Regions from separate parts of the Homo sapiens genome. Here region 2 is linked to region 1. Evidence: chromatin loops called from intact Hi-C (ENCODE). Cell type or tissue: GM12878. All regions are shown on one strand.

The links. Hi-C counts contacts between places; a loop is a spot of excess contacts. Peaks named below come from ENCODE experiments on the same cell type or tissue, not always from the same donor. Only the 100,000 strongest peaks of a DNase experiment are listed, where the experiment ranks them.
Region 2: a loop joins it to region 1, with 5 times the contacts of the local background. A loop is called at or near these places in 6 of 110 quality-filtered maps.

What each region holds. Positions count from the first base shown.
Region 1 is chr1:181,188,196-181,192,195 of GRCh38, forward strand. No RefSeq gene overlaps it. Among named protein-coding and RNA genes, the nearest start is that of LINC01732, 16 kb to the left of the region's middle. In GM12878, CTCF peaks have their summits at 1,857 (motif pointing right) and 2,620; a DNase peak (open chromatin) is centred at 1,863.
Region 2 is chr1:182,053,316-182,057,315 of GRCh38, forward strand. ZNF648 (zinc finger protein 648) reads right to left here. Exons shown (of 2, transcript NM_001009992.1): 2 at 1,255-4,000. The coding sequence ends at 2,989. Among named protein-coding and RNA genes, the nearest start is that of ZNF648, 6.4 kb to the right of the region's middle. RefSeq lists an enhancer at 2,898-3,428. In GM12878, a CTCF peak has its summit at 1,580 (motif pointing left); a DNase peak (open chromatin) is centred at 1,566; H3K27me3 peaks cover 310 bases.

The sequences.
Region 1 (4,000 bases):
GAGGAGGCTGCTAGGATCTGCATAGGACCCTGCATGTCAAAAAGGACTTTTGGGGCTGGGTGAGGTGGCTCACGCCTGTAATCCCAGCACTTTGGAAGGCTGAGGTGGGCAGATCACGAGGTCAAGAGATCGAGACCATCCTGGCCAACATGGCGAAACCCCGTTTCTACAAAAAATAAAAAATTTGCCTGGCGTGGTGGCATGCACCTGTAGTCCCAGCTACTTGAGAGGCTGAGGCAGGAGAATGGTGTGAACCCGGGAGGCGGAGGTTGCAGTGAGCTGAGATCGCGCCACTGCACTCCAGCCTGGCTACAGAGTGAGACTCCATCTCAAAATAAATAAATAAATAAATAAATAAATAAATAAATAAAAAAAATAAAAAGGACTTTGAGGAGATGTGTTAATCAAAGGAGCTGAAATCCCTCATTCGGGTCTGCCCTGCCAGGTGCTGGGCCCCTGCTCAGCTTGCCCCAATCCTCTCTCCTGAAGCAGGTGGTCTCGCTTTCCCCGCAGCTGCTACCCATGGTACCCAGTCAGTGAGGGAATGCTGTTTGGCTCGCTGCTCTGTTTCGGGGGTAGAGGTTGGGTCAGGGGTGCCTCTCTCCCTCACTCTGGGGTCAATTCTCATCCTGCCTTGAGATTCCAGGTCTGAACTCTGAAATGGGGGACAGCTTCATTCTTATGATACTGGGCCAATAGTCAGGGGCCTGGGTTCCACTGCTGTGGCTATCAGAATGGGGTCTGCAGGTGGATTTGTTCTTGTACAAGGAATAGCCCTGTACAAGTGGGCAGGTGGAGGTGTTCATGCGCACTCTGAATAGATGCTGGTGGCTGTTGGGATGTCCTAGGTCACTGTGAGGTTCTGTGATTGTGCTTTTGAAGTAGATCAAGTAGGATCCTAGTTAACTTTTGGCTTTTCCTTTGTCCTCCAAATGTCTTTGGGGATGGTAATGTCTGTTCTACTGGTTTCCTGAAGAGTGAGCTGCCTTCTAAATTTTATATAGTAAAATCCTTAAGATCATTTAAATTTCCCATATGGAACTTCGTATTTTTGGATCTCAACTGCATGCTCCTTTCTTTCCCCTCCAAACAAAAGTCTCCTGTTTGAGTTTTTAATGTCAGAACTTGAGGGGCTTACTCTTTAAGTAAGTGTATTTGTAATTTCTTGTATTCACCTGGTTACTAAAGCTATCACAGATCAGAAACTTGGAATACCATGGTTTTTGGTCTTCAAAATGCTTTCGTCAGCATTATTTCGTGCAAGCCTCACCTCCCCCACCTCCGGAAAGGAGGTTGGGTAGATTTTTTATTTTTATCATCATTTTTCCACAGATGGGAACATCGAGGCACAGATGGGCTGGGGCACACGTAGAGTCAGGGCATAGCTGGGATTAGAACCTGGAGTCTCCGCCAAATGCTATTCCCCAGAGACCTCAGCCAGGGAGCGAGGCGCTTCTCCAACGTCAGGGTGTAGAGTCCCGTCTTTGTCTTCTCATCAGCCCAGAGCTGTGGCGCTGTGGGTGTAATGCGCTTGGCACAGGGAAGCCAGGGATTCCAGGAGCAGGAACCTCAGACTCATGCCAGAGATTGTCCTACAGGAGGGGTCACCTGGGGCCGGGGATATCTAACCCACAGAGAGAAAAGGGCCCCTGCAGGCTCTGCGCACCGGCGCCCGTGCAGCCCTCCCCACGGATCACTGTTCCTGGACTGAATGAATTGCTCTATGACCTACAGACTAGCAGTCCCTTCGGTGTTACGCCCTTCCTTCCACCTTCTCTCCCTTTTGTCACCCCGGGTGCCCTCTGGGCCTCCAGGCTCTTGTAGGCCGCCTCCGCCGCCGATTCCGCAGATGGCCACTGGGTGGCGCCCGCGGCGTGCGGGCCGGGCCTTGGCGCTGACTGGGGCGGTGCGTCCAGCCTGCAGCTTCCCGGACCCCCAGCCCGCAGCGGGGCTGCTGGGGCCCCTTCCGCGAGCCTGGGGGCCTGGCGGAGCTGGACGAGGCTCAGGGTCACTTACAGAGAGACAGAGGTGGGTGGGTGGGGACGCTGGAGGTGGGACGGGGTGTGGGGAAGGGGAGGACGCTCGGAGCTCTGACAAGGCGGTGGTTCTTTTCCCCAGGGAAACCCTTTCGGGGTGGAACGGGCTGAACCGTTACCTTGGAAGAGCAGAGGAGAAAACGGTCTCTGCCCACAGAGTGATCTGGGGAGTGGAGGGTTGGGGGGCGGGGGTATCTTCCTTATCTGTTTAGCACATATAGCGCTTACTGCGTGCCAGGTACTTTACAAATGTTAACTCATTTAATTCTCAGGACAACCCCACAGACCCCGTTTTACAGCGGAGGACGCAGAGGCACAGGTTACCTAGTAAGTAGCAGAACCTGGACTCTACCCCAGGTAGCCCAGCTCTCCTGCTGCCTCCCCTCCCTCCTCATAGGGTGGGTAGGAGATGCGGGAGGGAGGCAGGTGTACACCCTCAGCGTTTATGGCCTCCTGCTTCATTCACTACCTCATTCATTCACTCAACAAATCTTGGTGCGGGGCTTCCTGCTGCCCAGGTGTGGTGCTTGCACTACCGTGGTTAGTGAAGCCAGCCACAGTCCTTGTCCTTGTGGACCTGGTGGGGGAGACAGAGATTACTCAACTAATCACACTAACCACGTTCTCCAGATGAGCGTTCTAGAGAAATGAACGCGCTCTCCCTCGCAGCCGCCTCTTCCTCTTGGTCCACTCTATCCCTCCCATCCCAGGCCCACTGGCTTACCTGGCCCAGATGTGTCTGCTGAGATTCTAGCTCAGAGCTGAAGGGTGGACGGTGACTTGACTTTGTTGCACAGCCCTTGGGGACTCCCAAGGCGGACCACATCCATTGTCTTTTTTGGTCTTGTCCAGGGCAAGCTGCTGTGAGTCTCTTGGGGAGGCAGACTTTTTAGAAGGAGTGGGTGGTTCAAATCAGAGAATGTTCTAGGGGAGACTGGAGGGAGTCTTTAGTTTCAAACTGGAATCTGAATCCAGGCTGTCACCTGCTTTGTAGTGTTTGCTGATTTCTGTGACCCATCTGTTGGTAGGTTTCAAGCCACCAGTGAGATACCACAGAGCAAACAGCTGGGAAGAGAGGCCCAGAAGTGACTCTCACCAGGCTGTGTGGTGCTCCCGCACTCCGCCGGCAGTGTCTCTCCCTAGTTGTATGACCTGAGGCAAGTGATTTCACCAATGTAACCTCACTTTCTTCACCTGTAAAATGGGCCAACACCACCTCTCCCAGGCTGTTCGTGTGAGGATTAAATGACTTAGTGTTGTCTCCCACTTAACTACAATTAATTACATTTAATCCTTAGAATGGCCTTACGCATTCTAATTATTTGATTTTATGTCAGTTTTTTCCAATGAACTGCGAACTCCTTGAAGGCAGGGACTATGTCACATTTATCTTTGTATCCCCAGTGTCTAGTACAGAGCTTGGCACATAGTAGGTACTCAATAAGTGTGTCCCTTTCAAACCCAAAGCTATAGTCCTGTGCGAGTGAAACATGTGGTCCACCCTTCAGCCTGGGCCTTCTCTGTGAGCCTGGGGAGGGTGGACCTGTGGACCCTTGCACGGATCCTTCCCAAGGAGCCTGCATGGCTGGTTGAGATTTCAGCTTTTCAAAGTCCTTCCTGGGAACCATGTGCCGTCTGAGGGCTGGCTGTTGGAGGATCACCCTGAGCACATCCCCTGGGCACCTGGAGCCCCCTGCCCTGGCTGTATATCTGTAGAGGACAGTTTAGGGGTGGGGTCTGTATCACAGACATGAGCAGGTCCCTGGCTCCTCCCAGCTTCTCAAAATTTCTGGAACAGGGTGTAGGGAACACCAAGATAATGATGTCATCACCCAAACCTAAAACATATGCCTATACATGGGAAAGGAGCCACCCTGGTCCTCTCTCCATGAAACATAGAATCCATCCTCGGTCCTGCCAGCCCTAGCTCGGATGCGGCTTGAAAACCTCCCTGTGAGCTTCCA
Region 2 (4,000 bases), 870 kb after region 1:
TTTTTTTGTTGTTGTTTTTTGAGATGGAGTTTCACTCTTGTCACCCTGGCTGGAGTGCAATGGTGTGATCTTGGCTCACTGCAACCTCCGCCTCCTGGGTTCAAGCGATTCTCCTGCCTCAGCCTCCCAAGTAGCTGAGATTACAGGCGCCTGCCACCATGCTCAGCTAATTTTTGTAATTTTAATAGAGATGGGGTTTTACCATGTTGGCCAGTCTGGTCTCGAATTCCTGACCTCAGGTGATTCACCCACCTCAGCCTCCCAAAGTGCTGGGATTATAGGCATGAGCCACCGCACCTGGCCAACCTGGCTCATTTTTAAATTTTTTTTTAAAGGGATGGGGGTGTCACTATGTTGCCCAGGCTAGTCTCAAACTCCTGGGATCAAGCAATCCTCCCACCTTGGCCTCCCAAAGTGCTGGGATTACAGGAATGAGCCACCACACCTGGCTTTACCCTGATTTTTAATTACATAATAGAGAAATAAGATTGTCTGCTGTGATGTACAGTAGGTTAACAGAAAACCAGAAAGTAGCTCGGCATAATTTGGGGCACAAATGCAAGACAGAATAACCTGTCTTCAAGCATTGATTCTTTTCCAAAGATGTGACTCAACTACCCCTACTCTGAATGGACAGACTCTACTGGGCAGAATTTGTCCCAAGCCACCTCACAGCTGGTTGGCTTCTCTTTTGTCCACTCCATGTACTGTTGCCTTCTACTTGTGTACCACTGTCTGGTCCAGTGATCTGTGACTACTGGTTCCAATGGGATTCCTTTCTTCTCTAATACCTACTCAGAATGACCCTTGCAGTTGATGTGAGAAAAGACTGGTTGGGACAATTTTCCTTAAAATCTGAGTTGTTTTGTGAAAGGCCTGAAGGACTAATGAACTTCTCTTGGACCTGTTCAGTACATTCTACCCCTTATATTCCAGAAACATAGTATACAGCACCAAAGATACCCAGCACAAGCAAATCCAGCGTTTCTGCCTATTAACAAGTACGCTCACTCCTTCTCCAAAGCTATGCCCATGTGGAAGCCATACCTAGATACCACACTGCAGACCTTTATCAGTATTCAAGGTTAGGGTTCAGCAAGTTATATGGTTAACAAACAGCGCAGGTGACTCCTATGCAACCAGGTTTTGGCGAACAACTCCATAAAAATTATAAAACAAAACCAATTTTTTTAATTTGTAAAAACTATACTAATGACCATCTTCAAGAAAGGATACAATGAAAAGGAGTAATCCTTCAGTCTTCAAATATTTTATTGATTATCTAGGAAAAAAAAGTTAGCTTTTGCTCTCTTCATAGTCACAAGCTCATCTTGTGACTTTTCTACCAATTTAAAGCTCTTGCATCCAGCCAAAGTTTCCGTCATATAGTAGGATCACTCTAACTTTTACCTACTACTATCACTTCTATTTTGCCAATGCAGATGCAGAAACTGAAGCCCAAGGTCACATCAACAGTAAAGGATGGGGATGGACTCTTTTATTACGGTTACCTTGGTCAAACAAGACACAAGACTATCTAGCTATCTAGCTATCTAGCTATCTCTCTTACTTCTCTTTGGCGCCCCCATGTGTCATGAGAATGCTATTTAGAGGTCACACCCTAGTTCCAAATCAGGTGGAAACCAAGAGAAATTCAGATTTGGCATTCTTTGGTGGCAATTTTAGGAATATACTAAAGGTACTCCCCCAAAAAGGGCACTATACCTTCTTATGGAATATCTTATTTAACTTCAGTAAGATGAGAAGTGCCGTTTGCCTATGTGCACCAAGGACATCTGTGGAGTCATAGATTCCTCACAGTTGAGGTTCAGCTAAGAACTACTGACTTTATACAGATCACTATACACATCAATACACTTTGCAGAATGGCTGTTAGTAATGCAAACTTTGAAATAACCTCATTAGATAACTGTGAGCACGTAGGCTTCCATACCTGGTTTTAATGATTTTGAAATGCAGACAAGCCAATGGCACTTGGGCAAAGGGTGTTTTGTTCACTTCAAGTCAAGACTAATGATTCAGACAAATTTAAATGAACCCAAACGGTTTCATGAACCATGGTCAAGGCTTTGTGGAGAAATTATATATGTCTCTCTGTAAATGGGCCAATTGCTTTGTAAATATCACATATGACTTAAGCCCTCAGAGTGCAAACAGGAAAAGAGGCAGCCAGAGAGAAGGCATATATGAATTTATATGAATTCTGTGGGTGAGACTCGGGTTAGATCTACTTACTAAATTCCACTATAAAGAGGAATGGGCTTCTTTTTCAGATGCTAAGGCTGTCCTGAACTTCTAGAATAACTGGAATATGACATAAACCACCTTCTCTAAGATAAAGCCCTTCTCCACTTCAAAGCCAAGACTCATAAAGATATATCCTAAGGGTAAAGCCATTTCTGCAGTCAAGTGAAATGATGGGATGTTGGACTGGGTTTGAGTTCCTCCAAAAACGGCGTTGCTTTGGGGGAGTTCATCATAGGGACCACTTCTGGGGATTCCTTTATTTATATAAAAACCAAAAAGCATCTTTCTCTAAAGAGGACCAGCCCCTCAGGCCTTCTTTTCAGTATTTGCATATGGCTTTGAGGGTAGGACAGGTTAGTCTTTTTCCCCACCTTATCCCTGGAGCCCGGCCCAGTGCCCAGCATGTAATTCTAGAAGCAGTTTCTGATTGATTCAGGTTCCCCAACCCAAGGAACTCAACGTTTGATCAGCTCCCACTACTTTGTCTTTCCCTTTTCCAATTGCTTATGACCTCGGACACTCAGAACCACTGATGTGAAACCACCCACCTGGGTGCTCTCTCGGTGGTGACTTTCTGTTCAAGGGATCAAATAAATAATCAAATGGACCACTGATGACCCGCGACCTGCTGGGAGGCGAGGCTGACCAGTGAGGCTGGCAATACCATGTGAGTGGGCCCACCTGGGAAGGTTCCAAGTAGTGAGGTCGACGATGCTATCTTCACTCGTCAGAGGAGGAAGGGATGGGCTCCTTCTTGCAGGTGCCGTGCTTGGCTCGGTGTCGTTGGAGGTGATTGGACCTGGTGAAGGCCTGGCCGCAGTCCTCACACTGGTAGGGCCTCTCTCCGTTGTGCATTCGTATGTGCTGGGCCAACTCAGAGGCAATGCGGAAGGCCCTGCCGCACTCGGCACAGAGGAATCCCTTCTCCCCGGAGTGGATCTGTTGGTGCCGCTTCAGGGTCGAAGAGCGGGCAAAGGCCTGGCCACACTGCGTGCAAGGAAAGGGCCTCTCGCCAGTGTGGATGCGCTGGTGGCGCACGAGGCGCGAGGGCTGCGCGAAGGCCACGCCGCAGTCAGCGCACTTGAAAGGCCTCTGGCCGGTGTGCAGCGTCTGGTGCTCGGACAGATTGGAGGACTTGGTGAAGCACTTGCCGCAGGTGGGGCAGGGGAAGGGCCGCTCGCCCGAGTGCACGCGCTGGTGCTCCACCATGCGGCTGGCCACAGCGAACTCCCGGTCGCAGGCGGGGCAGCGGAAGGGCTTGGCGCCCAGGTGCGTGCGCTGGTGGCGCAGCAGCGACAGCGGCTTGTTGAAGGTCAGGCCGCACTCGGAGCACGGGAAGGGCTTATTGTTGCTGTGCATGTTGCGCTGGTGTTTGCGCAGGTCCGAAGAGCGCACGAAGGCCTTCCCGCAGTCTGGACACGGGTAGGGTTTCTCGCCTGTGTGGGTGCGGATGTGCTTCCGGTGGTCGGAGGACCAGGTGTAGGCCTTGTCGCAGAAGGAGCACTGGTAGGGCCGCTCGCCCGTGTGCAGGCGCCTGTGCTGCTGGAGTGTGCCGCGGTGGGAGTAGGCCTTCCCGCATAGCTCGCACGCGTAGCGCTTGGCGGCGCCGCCGCGCGTCTCCGCGGGGCTCAGCGGCTTGCTGGGCTTCTGAAAGGCCCGCCCGCCCCGCAGGCACCTGTAGGGACGCGCCTCAGCCTCTCCGCCCTCGCGCCGGCCCGCCTGGTTCTGTACT